Linked DNA regions of Homo sapiens: region 1 is linked to region 2. A link is an interaction called in ENCODE POLR2A ChIA-PET data of the cell type or tissue named here. Cell type or tissue: PC-3. All regions are shown on one strand. Links, peaks and the distances in the headings refer to the core of each region. The heading gives the core; the rest is flanking DNA.

The links. Peaks named below come from ENCODE experiments on the same cell type or tissue, not always from the same donor. Only the 100,000 strongest peaks of a DNase experiment are listed, where the experiment ranks them.
Region 1: POLR2A ChIA-PET joins it to region 2 with 9 read pairs; 1 of 35 experiments calls an interaction of 5 or more read pairs at or near these places.

The regions. Positions count from the first base shown.
Region 1 is chr1:12,385,071-12,393,455 of GRCh38, reverse strand. It overlaps VPS13D (vacuolar protein sorting 13 homolog D), which reads right to left. Exons shown (of 70, transcript NM_015378.4): 59 at 8,083-8,196; 60 at 7,122-7,271. Among named protein-coding and RNA genes, the nearest start is that of SNORA59A, 120 kb to the left of the region's middle. In PC-3, for the core only: no CTCF peak of the experiment used is centred there; a DNase peak (open chromatin) is centred at 7,125; H3K4me3 peaks cover 388 bases; H3K27ac peaks cover 1,797 bases.
Region 2 is chr1:11,142,548-11,150,932 of GRCh38, reverse strand. It overlaps MTOR (mechanistic target of rapamycin kinase), which reads left to right. Exons shown (of 58, transcript NM_004958.4): 31 at 707-807; 32 at 4,142-4,257; 33 at 5,888-5,965; 34 at 6,178-6,285. MTOR-AS1 (MTOR antisense RNA 1) reads right to left here and starts at 7,035. Exons shown (of 4, transcript NR_046600.1): 1 at 6,946-7,035; 2 at 6,047-6,266; 3 at 5,654-5,780; 4 at 1,395-1,663. In PC-3, for the core only: no CTCF peak of the experiment used is centred there; a DNase peak (open chromatin) is centred at 3,322; H3K27ac peaks cover 2,442 bases.

The sequences.
Region 1 (8,385 bases), core at 5,720-8,219, 1.2 Mb before region 2:
GTACCTGGTATGCAGCCACTGACTTGGCAAATGCCTTTTTCTCCATTCCTGTCCACAAGGCCTACCAGAAGCAATTTGCCTTCAGCTGGCAAAGCTAGCAATATACCTTTACTGTCCTAACCGCAGGGGTATATCAACTCTCCAGGTTTGTGTCATAATCTTATTTGGAGAGACCTTGATTGCTTTTTGCTTCCGCAAAATATCACACTGGTCCATTACACTGATGACATTATGCAGATTGGATCCAGTGAGCAAGAAGTAGCAAACACACTGGACTTATTGGTGAGACATTTGCGTGCCAGAGGATAGGAAATAAATCCGACTAAAATTCAGGGAACTTCTACCTCAGCAAAATTTCTAGGGATCTAGTGGTGTGTGGCCTGCCAAGACATTCCTTCTAAGTTAACGGTGTTGCTGCGTTTGGTCCCTCCTACAACCAAGAAAGAGTTACAATGCCTAGTGGGCCTATTTGGATTTTGGAGGCAACACATTCCTCATTTGGGTGTATTACTCCGGCCCATTTATTAAGTGACCCGAAAGGCTGCCAGTTTTGAGGGGTCCAGAATGGGAGAAGACTCTGCAACAGGTCCAGGCTGCTGTGCAAGCTGCTCTGCCATCTGGGCCATATGACCCAGCAGATCCAATGGTGCTTGAGGTGTCAGTGGCAGATAGGGATGCTGTTTGGAGCCTTTGGCAGGCCCCCATAGGTGAATCACAGCAGAGGCCTCTAGGATTTTGGAGGAAGGCCCTGCCATCTTCTGCAGATAACTACTGTCCTTTTGAGAGACAGCTCTTGGCCTGTTACTGGGCTTTGGTGGAAAATGAACATCTGACTATGGGTCATCAAGTCACCACGCAACCTGAACTGCCCATCCTGAACTGTGTGCTTTCTTTTTTTTTTTTTTTTTTTAACATTTATACAATAATATTATTTTAATCAAGAATTTCTTAAAATTTCATCACGGACTTTTTTTTTTTGAGAGAGTCTTGCTCTTGTTGCCCAGGCTGGAGTGTAAAGGAGTGGTCTCGGCTCACTGCAACCTCCACCTCCCAGGTCCAAGCGATTCTCCTGTCTCAGCCTCCGAAGTAGCTGAGACCACAGGCACCCGCCACTGCCCGGATAATCTTTGCATTTTTAATAGAGATGGAGTTTCACCATGTTGGCCAAACTCCTGACCTCAGGCCATCTGCCCGCCTTGGCCTCCCAAAGTGCTGAGACTACAGGTGTGAGCCACCGGGCCCAGCCAAGGATCTTAATATAGTCATTTATGGCAAAAGAAAAATAACATTTTTGGGTTGGATGCAGTGGCTCACACCTATAATCCCAGGACCCTGGGAGGCCTAGGCGGGCAGATGGCTCGAGTCCAAGAGTTCAAGACCAGCCTGGCCAACACGGCAAGATCCCTGTCTCCACAAAAAATACAAAAATCAGCCAAGTGTGGCACCACACACTTGTATTCTCAGCTACTTGGGAGGCTGACGTGGGAGGATCACTTGAGCCCAGGAGGAGGAGGTTGCAGTGACCCGAGGGAGGACCACTGCACTCCAGCCTGGGTGACAGAGCAAGATTCTTGTCTCAAAAAAAATATTTAAAAAAAACACAAAACATCTTTTGGGAGTAAAAGTGTTTATCCCCACTGCTTCACTTAACTAGCTGTAAAAAGCAATAAAATAAAATAAGATGTTTTGTTTGATCACATAGATTTACAGTTACCCAAATGAAAGATTTTATTTACAAATTAAAAATAAAAACAAAGGCTGAAGTGGGCAAATCACTTGAGGTCAGGAGTCAGAGATCAGGCTGGCCAACGTGGTGAAACCCCATCTCTACCAAAAAATATATAAATTAGCTGCATGTGGTGGTGCACACCTGCAAACTGAACTGGGTGCTTTCTGACCCACCCATCTAGCCATAAAGTGGGTCGTACACAGCAGCATTCCATCATCAAATGAAGTGGTATATATGTGATTGGGCTCGAGCAGGTCCTGAAGGCACAAGTAAGTTACATGAGGAAGTGGCTCAAATGCCTATGGTCTCCACTCCTGCCACCCTGCCTTCTCTCCCCTAGCCTGCACTGATGGCTTCATGGGGAATTCCCCATGATCAATTGACAGAGGAAGGGAAGACTAGAGCCTGGTTCACAAATGGTTCTGCACGATATGCAGGCACCACCCAAAAGTGGACAGCTGCAGCACTACAGCCCCTTTCTAGGACATCCCCGAAGGACAGCAGTTAAGGAAAATCTTCCCAGAGAGCAGAACTTCGAGCAGTGCATCTGGTCATGCACTTTGCATGGAAGAAGAAATGGCCAGATGTGTGATTATATACTGATTCATGGGAGGTAGCCAATGATTTGGCTGGATGGATGGTCAGGGACTTGGAAGAGCATGATTAGAAAACTGGTGACAAAGAAATTTGGGAATAGGTATGTGGATGGACCTCTCTGAGTGGTCAAAAACTGAAGATACTTGTATCCCATGTGAGTGCTCACCAATGGGTGACCTCAGCAGAGGAGGATTTTAACAACTAAGTGGATAGGATGACCTGTTCTGTGGACACCACTCGGCCTCTTTCCCCAGCCACTCCTGCCATCGCCCACTGGGACTATGAACAAAGTGGCCATGGTGGCAGGGATGGAGGTTATGCATGGGCTCAGCAACATGGACTTCCACTCCCCAAGGCTGCCCTGTCTACAGCCAGTGCTTAATGCCCAATTTGCCAGCAGCAGAGACCAACACTGAGCCCTCGATATGGCACCATTCTTCTGGGTGATCAGCCAGCTACCTGGTGGCAGGTTGATTATATTGTACCTCTTCCATCATGGAAAGGGCAGAGTTTGTCTTCACTGGAATAGACGCTTACTCCAGATACGGGTTTGCCTATCCTGCATGCAATGCTTCTGCCAAGACTACCTCTGTGGACTCATGGAATGCCTTATCCACTGTCATGGTATTCCACACAGCATTGCCTCTGACCAAGGCACTCACCTTACGGCTAAAGAAGTGCGGCAGTGGACTCATGCTCATGGAATTCACTGGTCTTACCATGTTCCTCATCATCCTGAAGCAGCTGGATTGATAGAATGGTGAAATGGCCTTTTGAAATCACAATTACAATGCCAACTAGATGATAATAGCTGGGGCAAAGTTCTCCAGAAGGCTATGTATGCTCTGAATCAGCATCCAATATATGGTACTGTTTCTCCCATGGCCAGGATTCAGAGGTCCAGGAATCAATGGGTGGAAGAGGAAGTGGCACCATTCATCATCACCCCTAATGATCCACTAGCAAAATTTTTGCTTTCTGTTCCTGCAACATTAGTTCTCCTGGCTTAGAGGTCTTAGTTCCAGAGGGAGGAACACTGCCACCAGGAGACAAAACAATGATTCCATTAAACTGGAAGTTAAGATTACCACCTGGACACTTTGGGCTCCGCCTAACTTTAGGTCAAGAGGCTAAGAAGGGAGTTACAGTGTTGGCTGGGGTGACTGACCCAGATTATCAAGATGAAATCAGTCTACTACTCCACAATGGAGGTAAGGAAGATTATGCATGGAATACAGGAGATCCATTAGGGCATCTCTTAGGATTACCATGCCCTGTGATTAAGGCAATGGGAAACTACAACAGCCCAATCCAGGCAGGACTACAAATGGTCCAGACCCCTCAGGAAGGAAGGTTTGGGTCACTCCACCAGGAAAAAATCCCACAAAACCATGACCTGATGAGGTGCTTGCTGAAGGTAAAGGGAATACAGAATGGGTAGTAGAAAGGGTAATCATCAATACTAGCTATGACCACATGACCAGCTGCAGAAACAAGGACTGCAATTGTCATGAGTATTTCCTCTTTCTTTTGTTAAAAACATGTTTGTGCATGTATACACTTGTACTAAGAAAATATCTTCATTTTATTTCCTTTCTCCTTCATTATGTGACATAGATTTATTGACTTCATATCAGCATTCAAGCATCATTAACTTTATGTAATAGTATTTGGGTTGGGGACTGGTGTGTTTCCAGCTGTACGAAGGATGGCTGTATTATGTTAGGTGTAATTATGACCTTATAATCTCGGCAGTTGACAAAGGGTGGACTTGTGATGGTTAATACTGAGTGTCAACTTGATTGGATTGAAGGATACAAAGTATTGATCCTGGGTGTGTCTGTGAGGGTGCTGCCAAAAAAGATTAACATTTGAGTCAGTGGGCTGGGAAAGGCAGATCCACCCTTAATCTGGTGGGTGCAATCTAATCAGCTGCCAGCAAATATAAAGCAGGCAGAAACATGTGAGACAGGCCTACCCTCCCAGCCTACATCTTTCTCCCATGCTGGATGCTTTCTGCCCTTGAACATTGGACTCCAAGTTCTTCAGTTTTGGGACTCGGACTGGTTCTCCTTGCTCCTCAGCTTGCAGACAGCCTATTGTGGGAACTTGTGATCATGTAAGTTAATACTTATATACATATCCTTTTAGTTCTGTCCCTCTAAGAGAACCCCGACTACACCAGTAATATTCTTTACTTTGAAATCTATTCCGTCTGATGTTAATCTAGTCATTCTCATTTCCTATGACAAGGGTCAACATGTTATATCTTTTTTCATCTTCTTTCCTTTTAACCTATTTGTGTCTTTATCCTTAATGTGTGTTTCTTGTAGGCAACATATAATTGGTTCTTGCTTTTTTATACAATTTGATAATCTCTGCCTTTTGATTACGGTGTTTACAACATTTAAATTTAGTTAATTGATACCATTAGGTTTGAGTCTACCATCTTGCTAATTATTTTTTATTTGTCCTATCTATTCCTTTCCCTGCTTTCTGTTTTCTGCCTTCTCTTGGATTATTTTTTTATGATTTCTTTTTTTTTTTTTTCCCCCTGAGACAAGAGTCTCCATCTGTCACCATGCTGGAGTGCAGTGGCACAATCTTGGCTCAATGCAACCTCCACCTCCTAGGTTCCAGCAATTCTCCTGTCTCAGCCTCCCGAGTAACTGGGATTACAGGTGTGTGCCACCACACCTGGCTAATTTTGTATTTTTAGTAGAGATGGGGTTTCACCACGTTGGCCAGGCTGGTCCCGAACTCCTGACCTCAAGTGATCCACCTGCCTTAGCTTCCCAAAGTGCTGGGATTACAGGCGTGAGCCACCTCACCTGGCCTAATTTCATTTTATCTCCTTTGCTGAATTATTAGTTATAACTCTTTGTTATTTTGGTGGTTGCTTTAAGAGTTTATGCTGTTTATCTTTATAATTCTACATTCAAGTGACATCATACCACATCATGTATAAGATTACACTAATAGACTTCCATTTCTCCCCTTCAGCCTTTATGCTATTGTTGATAAGAATCTCACTCTTACTTTAAATAAGAAGAAAATAATCTTATATATTTACCCAGGTAGTTATCATTTCTGGTATTCATTACTTTGTGTAGAACAGACTTCAATCTGATACTATTTTTTTCCTTCTGCCTGATGATGTTCTTTTACATTTTTTGTAGCATGGGTCTGCTGATACCTTTCAGTACTTTAAAGATGTTGCTCATTGTCTTCCCACTCTCATTGTTCCCAAAAAGAAATCTGTTGTCATTCTTATCTTTATTCCTTGGCACATAGCATGTCTTTTTTTTCTTGTTCCTTTGCTTTAACACTGGTTTTGAGTAATTTGATTATGATGTGCCTTGGTATAGTTTCCTTCACAGTTGTGTGCTATATTCCATCCAGTGTAGTTTTCATTACATTTTAATCTCTACAAGCTTTAGTTTTTTTATGTCTTCCATATTGCTACTTAACCTTTTGAACACAGAGAATACAGTTACATTAACAGTTTTAACGTCCTCCAAAAATTCTAACATCTGTGCCAGTTGTGAATCAGTTTTGACCAATTAGTCTCCCTACTTAACCTTTTGAACACAGAGAATACAGTTACATTAACAGTTTTAACGTCCTCCAAAAATTCTAACATCTGTGCCAGTTGTGAATCAGTTTTGACCAATTAGTCTCCTCATTATATAGAAAGTTTTCCTACTCCTTTGCACACCTGGTAATTTTTGATAGGATGTCAGATATTGTGAATTTTACCTTGTTGGGTGCTAAATTGTCATATTCCAATAATCTTCTTGAGCTTTATTCAAGGATATGGTTAATTTACTTGGGAAGAGGTTGATTCTTTCGGATCTTCCTTTTATGATTTCTTAGGCAGTCTATAGCAGTGCTCAGTTTAGGGCTAATTAATCATGAGGGCAAGGCTTTCCTGAGACTCTTCCCAACGTCTCATAAATTCTTAGTTTTTCCAGTCCAGCTGGTGGGCACAAGCACTATTCCTAGCCCTGTGTGGGCAGCAGGCACTGTTCCCTCTGATCCTTTCAGATGGGTAGTTTCCTCACATACATCACTGACTAATACTTGGCTAAATACTCAAGAGGGACGGTCTATAGATCTTCAGAGTTTTTCTGTGCAGCTCTCTATGCCCAAGTGTACCATCCTATAACTATAGATACCTTGGTCTCTCTAGACTCTCAGCTCTGTTTTCTCAACTTCTCCACTGTGCTGGGTACTTGCTTGGTCTCCCCTCCCTGGAAACGTTCTCAAATTGGTAAGAAAGGCAATTACAGGGCTCAGCTCGTTTGTTTCCCACCTGTCAAAGCACTGTCCTTCATTGTCTGATGTCCAGTGTCTCAATACCATTGTCTTCTTATTTATCTGGATTCTGGGGTTGTTTCAGGTGGGAGGGTAAATTTAGTCCCTGTTACTCCATCTTGACTGAAAGCAAAGTCCAGTTCTTTAGTTTGTTCTCCCTATGACAGACCTCAATCCCTCCGAATGATGGTTAGATGACTTCCTATTGGTTTTTCTATTGGCAAGATGGTGAACCATGGGTCACCTTCCTCCATGACACCCTGACTGAGTTACCTCTAATATATGCAGAATTCTGCTGTATGTAGAAAAATTAATGAGACGAATGTAGGTAGAAACAACTATTTCACAGAATGATTTTTTGAAGGCCACAAGATATTTCCTCCAAAACATTAAAGTTCTTAGAACATCAAACATTAGATCTGGTTGGGTGATCAGCATGAAAACAAGGTGACTAACAGCTTTGGAACTTCCCCCTTACCTGTACATCCTGTATGCTGAGTTCAAGCATGTGACTGGTTGCCAGCTGTGTATAGTGCACATTGATTCCTGTAAGACTTGCAAAGACCAGTTCTTCTGGGACTTTATTAATTAAGGACAACCCAATTCCACCTTCTAACCTCACAAGCACCTGAAAGGAAACCAAAATATGGCACCCTGATTGTTTTAAACACAGCTCACAGTATCCAGGAGAGTATAAGAAAATAAAGCATTTTACATTCCTCTACTCCCGATCTCTCAGCAGATGAAAACCACTTAGGGGAGTCCTATTATTTACCTGGAGGGCTCAAATGCTATCATCTCACTGGAAGCCTTGCTTTCTAGGCATACCCTTCACCCCAACGAGAACTCCAGAGTATGTGATGATACCTCTATCAAAGGACTGATGACATTCTGCATTTCATTATAGAAATCTAATTATTTGGTAATCTTTCACCTTATTTGGGATGAAAGCTCATAATCTGTTATCCACTACACTTCCATAGCACCCAACACAGTGTTTTACACATAGGCATTTGATTTTTTCAAAAATCACTGAATAAACGTCAGATAAATATACTTTTTCATGTTCATCTCATCTTCCTTTTCAAACTTGTCACTCTCCAATCCCAAACAGAGAAAACAGAAGGAAGATGTCAGAGATGGCTGAAGCAAAAAACAAAAAATTGTTTGTCTTAAATCTTACTGAAATTCAAACAATTTAGCTTCCTTTATTGTAATAATAGTTTAGCAATGCTTACTACATGCTGATTCCACATAAACTTTGTTGTCATTTACATAATACATTCACACATTCACTGATAAACAGTAAACACTGTGAAGCGTAACTCATATTTAGAATCATACAGGATAGAAAGAAAACAGAAGGTCTAAAATACCACCAAGTAAAATTCTAAAAAACTGATGATCAAATAAATAAATTCACAATATTTAGACCTTACTTCCAATTCCTGCTCTGTATCTGGATTCTTTAATTTCTGCAGCTCTTGTTCGGTGACAGGAAGTTCATCCACTTCATATGAACGGCTGCTTTTCCGGTGGCAGAAATCTGTTATCTGAAGTCAAATAAAACACCACAAGAAGATGATTCACTCTTCCTTATTGAAACCTATTCTAACCCAGAACAACTGTGTAGGTCAAAAGTCATTATATAATCAATAATCCTATGGAAGCGAATGGTTTCCAAAGCACTGGTAAGGTAAGATTTGTGTAATAAAGAAGCAAACTTGGTTTCAAGTCTGCAT
Region 2 (8,385 bases), core at 1,923-4,422:
TAATAGCCGAGTTTATTTTTTTTCACTGAGAAGCGAAACATGAGAGGGAGTTTCAACAGTCAATAGCAAGACCCTATTCTAGGGCTTCCATGTTCTCTTTTGTTTATTGGGGTGTCTTAAGCACCATTTATATCTCAATATCTCATAGTCCTCCTTCACATTCAGCAATTGTGCAAAATTCTGAGAATAAGCAGCATCTAGCCTTCTGGTAGATGTGACCATTGTGGAGCCTTTCTTCTGTACAGATTGATTTCATCTGGGTTTCATTTCAGACTGAAACCATTGGTATAATACTTTTAGGAGCCAGTTCTCCCTATAGCTTTGAGCCCAAAATGAATGTCCAGATGCGTCTCTTCAGATTGCTTTCTCTGTAGGCCTGCCAAAGGGAAAGAGCCCAGAATTCTTTGGCATAGGAGAGAAGTTATTTAATATTTATGAAGGGAGCCAGATGTTCAGGACATTTCATATCACAGAGTTAGGCATGGTTCCTATCCTTGATAAACTCACCCAGAAAAATTACGAGCACCGGGTCATAGAAACAACAAATAGCCCATTGATTCTCTATTATGTGACCTAGTAGAATGTGCTTTTTTATTAAAGGTGTCCAGTTCCTGTGTAGTCCTCACCTAACCCAAGGGGCAGGAGAGGAAGATTGGTAGTTTAAGGAGATTTGGATTAATCTGACTATATAATTCATTTTCTTCAGGGGTCAACTCCACCAGCAGTGCTGTGAAAAGTGGACCCTGGTTAATGATGAGACCCAAGCCAAGATGGCCCGGATGGCTGCTGCAGCTGCATGGGGTTTAGGTAAAGCTTCCCTCACAGGCACCCTGTGAAGGATGGGGTGAGTGAGGCTAGGGGCTCGCATCAGAAGAGTAAGGTGCTGGCTCTAGGTGGAGATCCAGGTCTATGGAAGGGTAAAAATGGTCTGTATCCACCTACTTCTACACCTTCCATCTGTCCTTTCTACCTGATGATTTTTATTAACTTGTTAGACATGGGGAAAATTGGATCTTCGTGGGGAGGCCAAGGAAAACGGTGCACAAAATCAAAATTGAGATTTAGTGGGTGAGAAATACACACTTAGCACACTCACACAGAGTACTGATGCCAGATGCTTTTCCCCATACACCAAGCCATTGTCAGCAGACACCAGTGGGGTGTCAAGTAGTTCATTTCTGACCCTATCTACTTGGAAATAGCATCAGATCCCACAGGTTAAGGGCTCGTCCCAAAATATCGCCCCACTTCAGATGCCAATCACAAGTTCCAGGTTGTGATTTGTGTTTCTCACTGACCAGCTGTAAATCAGGGTTCCCATAACCCTCCTCCTCAGGTTTGATAATTTGCCAGGACAGCGCACAGAACAAAAGGAGACACTTTACTTACATTTACTTGTTTATTATAAAGGGTATTATAAAAGATAGAGGTGAACAGGTACAATGAGGGAAGGTCTAGAAGGGTCTGGAGTGCAGAAGCTTCTGTCCTGTGGTACTGGGGTTTACCTTCACCCTCCCAGCACCTTCATCAACCTGGAAGCTCATTGTTCAAGAGTTTTTATTGCCTTTCATTTTCAACCTCTTCACCTTTCCTGGATGTCAGTGGACAGGGCTGAAAGTTCAAACCCGATAATTACTTGGTCTTTCTGGTAACCAGCCCCATCCTGGAAGGGGAGAAGGAGGGAGAGACAACATAAGGCAAAGTTTAAGTCACATGCTACTCAAAGAACCAATCTCTTTGGCAATAGGTTTGGATATTCTGTAAGGTTAGTGGGGTCATACACCTACACATTCAGCAGGGTACTAGGGTATGCATCTCTGTGTCTCCATTTACCTCTTCAGTTGAAAGCAGAAATAAGAGATGAGAAGGCTGGGTGTGGTGACTCACACCTGTAATCCCAGCACTCTGTGAGGCTTGGGCAGGAGGATCACTTGAGCCTGGGAGTTTGAAATCAGCCTGGGCAACATAGTGACACTCCGTCTCTACCAATTATATATATATATACACACACACACACACATAATTTTTTTTTTTTGACATGGAGTCTCGCTCTGTCACCCAGGCTGGAGTGCAGTGGCACGATCTCGGCTCACTGCAACCTCCGCCTCCCGGGTTCAAGCAATTCTCTGCCTCAGCCCTCCGAGTAGCTGGGATTCCAGGCACTGCCACCACGCCCGGCTAATTTTTCTATTTTTAGTAGAGACGGGGTTTCACCATGTTGGCCAGGCTGGTCTTGAACTCCTGATCTCGTGATCCATCCTCCTCGGCCTCCCAAAGTGCTGGAATTACAGGTGTGAGCCACAGCGCCTGGCCCTAATTTTTTTGTTTTAAAGAGAGATGAGGAGAAGTCTCTTTAGGTTCCTGCATCCAGCTATGCCTAAAGTCATAAAGTCATCTCTATAATTGGCCTTCTCAATAAATAAATTTTTTCTTAAACCATTCTACCTTATCAGCATAATCAATAGGGGCTCATTATGAATAATAAGGAACACTCCTATCACTCAGGAAATGCAGAGGGTTTTCGATAGCTCTATACCAGGCACTAGGGACAAAGACCAAACATATTTCTTCTTATACCACAGTAGGATTTGGCTTTGGTTGCCTAAAGCAAGTTACTGATTTATTTTCCTCTCTTATAAATGAAATCTAGAGGTAGGCGTTTCCAGACTAGTATTTTGGCTCTATTATCATTAGCCTTTTTCCAGATTTCTGCTTTGCATGCTCAGCCTGTGCCTCCATTTTAAAGTTCACCTCATGATCTAGCATGGTTGCTGGAGCTCCCCATGTCATGTTTTTATCCCAAGCAGGAGTAAAGGGAGAGGACAGTTGTCTATCTCCTTTTGTTAATATTTCTTAACTTATATTTTAGAAGTTTCCCAATATATATAACAGTGAAGATTATAGTATAATGAACCCCCATCTGCCCTTCACCTTTTCCAGCAATTACAAACATTTTCACCATTTATTGTCTCTATTCTCCTCTTTGCTGCCCAATTCTTACCCACCTCACTCCTACTCCCAGAGTTAAAGCAGAGATTTCTTTTCAATCCCTGCAGACATGTCAATTTCTGACACTGGGCCCCAGCTAAGAGGATTATCAATATGTGTTCCAGAGATGGTCTTGATAAGAAGGGAGAGGATATGTAGAGTGTCCCTGGTGAAAAGCTTCACCTGTGGAGCCCAGAGGAAAGTTACATAACCCTCTACCTCCATTCTCTTCTTCTGTCCCTCTTGAGTCACAGAGCTTATACCTTTTCCTTTCATGAGCTCTGGGCTAGATCCGGAACATTTTTCAAAAACAAATTGCTTCCTGAGGAGTCATTGTTAGCTATTTGCTTGTGCCCAGAGGCATAGAGAATGGATGAGCCGATGGTCTGGAGTGAGAGGCAGGAAAATGCCTTGTAAAATTGGCAGCCCTGTAGTTTGCAGCTAATGAAGCTGATATCTTTTCTGCAGATGGTCTTGGAAATCCTGGCATTTGATACATACTCACCCCACCAGGAGAAGTGAATACCTCTTCCCGGATGCAGCTATTTCCCCTGTCTAATATGACACAGAGAGCACTGTGCTGTGACCTAGCCCATCTTTTTGTTATAATGGAGTCGCTTAAAATATTTATCTCCTCCCTCCTGAGGCAAAGATATTGCCAGAATGAAATGGGCAAGCTATTTGTCTAATCCTGTCCCCTATCATCTGTGTAATGGCTATTTTCAATTGTTTGGAGGAAAATGTAATTTCCCAACATACCATTGAACTGTGAGCTGTCTCAGTAGTAAGGAAGAAAGCAATTTTGTTGCACCTGGAGAAACCTGAGAGAGTTCTCTAGGATAATGAGGTGCTGCATTCAGCCCACTTGATGTGCAGACTTCACACTCATGCACTTCCCCTCATCTGTCAAGATGCTCCCTGGGCAGCCATGGAGTCCTGTGTTTGGAAGACAGATGTGGCTTTTTTTGTTACGTCAACCTGCATAGTGTGTATAGGGGCTCTGCAGGATTTTGGTACATGAGGCTCAAGTTTATTTGTCTTGTTTATATCCCAAGCTAAAGGAAAATAACAGTGGCAAGACCTATTTGAGATGCTGCCTTTAGCCCAACCAGCCAACCCCCTTGATGCTTTCTGTCTATGTGTGTGTGTATAGGTCAGTGGGACAGCATGGAAGAATACACCTGTATGATCCCTCGGGACACCCATGATGGGGCATTTTATAGAGCTGTGCTGGCACTGCATCAGGACCTCTTCTCCTTGGCACAACAGGTAAAAACCTACATGCACCCAGATCTCTCAGTGAGGAAAAGATTGTAGTGCTTCTAAGCCCACGGTGCTTTGGTAAAGAAGCTGTTGTACTTCAGGTCTGATGTTTACTCGGCTCTGTGAGTACATTTGAATGGTTTTGATTCATTGTACTCAGAAGACTGCCAGCAGGTCAGCTGGGGCTACTTATTGTTCTGAGGGGGACAAATGTGTTCTGGAAGCTACTGTCTCGGTTGCTTTTGGAGTTAGCTTGTTGGGTCATCATTGTATCCCTTGTTGTAGAGAGAAGCTGTATTTCACCAAAAGGTAGGATTCAGAGAGCCAGCAGTCTCACTGTGCAGCAGAAATCAGTCACAAGGGTCTTCTGGCCATGCAGGCATGTCACACATTGATTACCTTCCGAGGAAGCTAGTACTTACTTGCAAATAGTATGCTGACTTGCAGAATGAAATAATGAAGTAATCCCATCCACCCTGTCAGACACGAGACTTAGATGAGGTGCCCGGGTAAATGATCTGAGCACTTAAGGCATTGGGACACTATAATTAACCTTAAACATTCAAAAACGGGAAAAGCTCTGCATGAGGGGTTTTTAATTGATGGCACAGAGGAAACTCAAACTGCAGTGCTGTGGCGTCCCCCAGGCTGTCATTTGTGTGATGAGAACCAAGATCTTGGTTGTCTCTGTCAGAGACACAAGAGTTCCCGTTCATGTGGACAGGATTGGGCATCTCTGCCAATTTTAGAGACACTCCCTCATAAGGACAGAGGGTGCTTGGAAGCCAGAGCTACCACCTGGAGCCATTGAAGTGTGTGCAGAATCTATTTTCATAAACATGCCCAGCAAGAAAAAGTTAAAAGAGGGTAGATCCCCAGGCTGGGCACAGTGGCTCACACCTGTAATCGCAGCACTTTGGGAGGCCGAGGCAGACGGATCACTTGAGACCAGGAGTTCAAGACCAGCCTGCCCAACATGGTGAAACCCTATCTCTACTAAAAATACAAAAATTAGCTGGGCGTGGTGGCGGGCGCCTGTAACCCCAGCATCCCAGCTACTTGGGAGGCTGAGGCAAGAGAATCGCTTGAACCAACATGGAGAAACCCTATCTCTACTAAAAATACAAAAATTAGCTGGGCGTGGTGGCGGGCGCCTGTAACCCCAGCATCCCAGCTACTTGGGAGGCTGAGGCAAGAGAATCACTTGAACCCGGGAGGTGGAGACTGCAGTGAGCCAAGATCACACCACTGCACTCCAGCCTGGGTGACAGAGTGAGACTGTGTCTCAGAAGAAAAAAAAAAGGTAGATCCCCAGTTATGTCCTCTTGAGATGCAAGAACCCATGATTCGGTTTTACAGCCCACATTCCCATGCCCTTGCCACCTAAGATTTTGTGTGTTACCTTAGATAGATGTTAAAGTTTTGGATGCCATACATTTCTGTCTTCGATGAGAAATTGGATAATACCTCCTCTCAAGCCATTCAGTTCTGGGAAAATGCCCTTCTTCAGCGAATTTCTCTTTTCATCCCTGGAATTTAAGTGAGACAGATAACTTCTGTAGCTAGTTGGGGTGCCCTAAAATAACCCTAAGCTCCCAAGTCCAGAGCTCAGTCCCAAGGGTTGTTTCTCTTCTAGTGCATTGACAAGGCCAGGGACCTGCTGGATGCTGAATTAACTGCGATGGCAGGAGAGAGTTACAGTCGGGCATATGGGGTAAGTGTCAACTATTCTGCACATTGTCATTTTTGAGGCTTATTTCCATACTTTTTTCAGAATGGGCTATTGAGAACTTACAGGCTGCTGGAAACATGCCTGTTTTCTCTGATCGGCAGATACCCTGACACCAGAAGGAATGATTTAAATTAATCCTGTCTTTTGGATTGTTCGTGCAGTAATTAGTTTGGAATGCGATTTGCTTCCATCAGGCCATGGTTTCTTGCCACATGCTGTCCGAGCTGGAGGAGGTTATCCAGTACAAACTTGTCCCCGAGCGACGAGAGATCATCCGCCAGATCTGGTGGGAGAGACTGCAGGTGAGCTTGGTAGAAAGCCCCAGTTCACCCACCTACCCCTACCCCTTCCAGGACCTGGGTGAGTGCCCCCCTCCACCCTGGCTCTTACTCAACTTGCTTTTCCTGCCTCCTCCACCAGTGTATTGCTTGGCTTGCATACAAAGCAGAATACTCAAAGGCTCCTCACCTAAACTTAAGCTGTGAGAGAATGACCAATTTTCCAGTCTCTTCTTATTCTCTTCTCTAGGAATTAAAAAAAATGTTTTTTAGTAAGTGACACCTGTGACCAGTCAGTTAGGAATCATAACCTCAAAATCAGTGGTTCTCAACCTTAGCAGCACAGTAGAATCACCTGCAGAGCTTTTTAAAATCCTGATGCCCAGGCTATTCCCCAGGCCAATTAAATTTCTGGGGAGAGACTCAGGATCAGTATCTTTTCAGGTTCCCCCAGATGATTCCACCAGCCAAAGCTAAGAACCACTGCTCTAACTACACTTGGAGGCCACCTGCACCAGCTTTTCAGATGGGGTTGCCTTAGGTTCTCATTGGCCAACTCCTGCTATTTATAGCTACTTAGGTCAGAGTCATCCTGTCGCCTCTATTGAGACTTTTTTTCCACTGCAGTTTCCGCTTGTAGAGAAGAAGCTTTCCCAAGTCCTCCATCAGTGTTTTCATTCTCACATTCTGATCATTTTAACATGAGAAACTGTCACTCCAGGTCTGGGAGTCAGGAGTCTAAATGTTCTGGGAAGGATGGCCAGTTATCCCATTCCTTGAGTGGGTAGGATAGGAAGTTCATCAGCAAAAGAAAAAAGAGAGAAAGCCTTTACCACTCCAGAAACCATTTGTCTCCCTACCTATCATAATCCATCCCCGCAATTATAAACCATTTCCTCTCAACTAGATCCCCACCTAATTGCTAATTCCAAATTCTCGCTTCAGACCAATCGAAGTTTGTGCTTCCAGGCGTCTCAGTAGGCTGCGACAAAACCTTTTGACTCCAAACACATTCCTGCCTAGGAAGCTCAGGGCACATTCCCCTGGACAGGAAAGAGCAATGGGCAAAGGAACATCTATGAATACAGTCATTTATGGCTCTGAAATGAGCACATACAGTTCTTTTACATGTTTTATTAGTAATTATGAAATGCCCAGTGAATGTTTTGATGGAAAATTGTCTCCTGGGCACCAGAAAGAATTCCACAAATAAGCATTTCCCACTTGATTTGTACACACCCCAATTCTTTGAAATGCCTATAATAAAGAGTTTCTACAGCAGAGATCTGATGAACCTTCTGACAGTCTGACAAGTGGGACTTGATCCAAATGTAGACTTAGAGGAGAGGGGAGGCATGGAATGAGTCCTGGGAAGAGAGATGCCTGTCTGACTTTACTGGGTCCAGGACACTGCCACCACCTTAAGCCTTCGTGACTTTCCTATCTTGAGGCAGCAAGATGCTTTTTGGCTTACAGGAGGCCAAATTATTTCAGCATCTGGGAGAACCTAACTATTGGTGAGAAGTCACAAAAAACAATCACTCAGTGTACTTTTTTCTGTTATTTTAACTTTCGAAATCATTGTTGTCACACTTCATGGGATGGAAAAATGTGGTCCAAGGCCTGAAAGTAAAGCATTACATTTATAGTGGAAATTTGGCTCTTGTGGATGGCTTGCTGTCAAATGAACTGCTGGGGCTAGAAAACTGCCATTTTGTGGTCAAATCATTTAAATTAAAATCCCCAACCAGTATTATAGTAGTGGAAAAATACATGTTTGTTACTTTTCTTTGGAGTTGCACCAATGCTTTTGGTTCCTAAGACCCTCCCATAGGGCAGTTAGAGAGGTCAGCCTTACTGGCGCTGGGTCTCTTCTAGCCTTGGGTTCTCCAGTCAGGCTCAGACTGCATCTTATCATAGCTAAAAGCCTGAGATCATTGTCGCTAGACTTTTAAGTTTATCTCCATGGAGGACAGCTCCATGGGTTCATGGAATTTACCATGAAGCAGTAGATCTCAGGAACTCCCCTTCTGAGTCTGACTTCTTATCAACAAGGATGAAAAAGGAGTTCACTTGGCCAGGCATGGTGGCTCACACCTGTAATCCCAGCACTTTGGGAGGCTG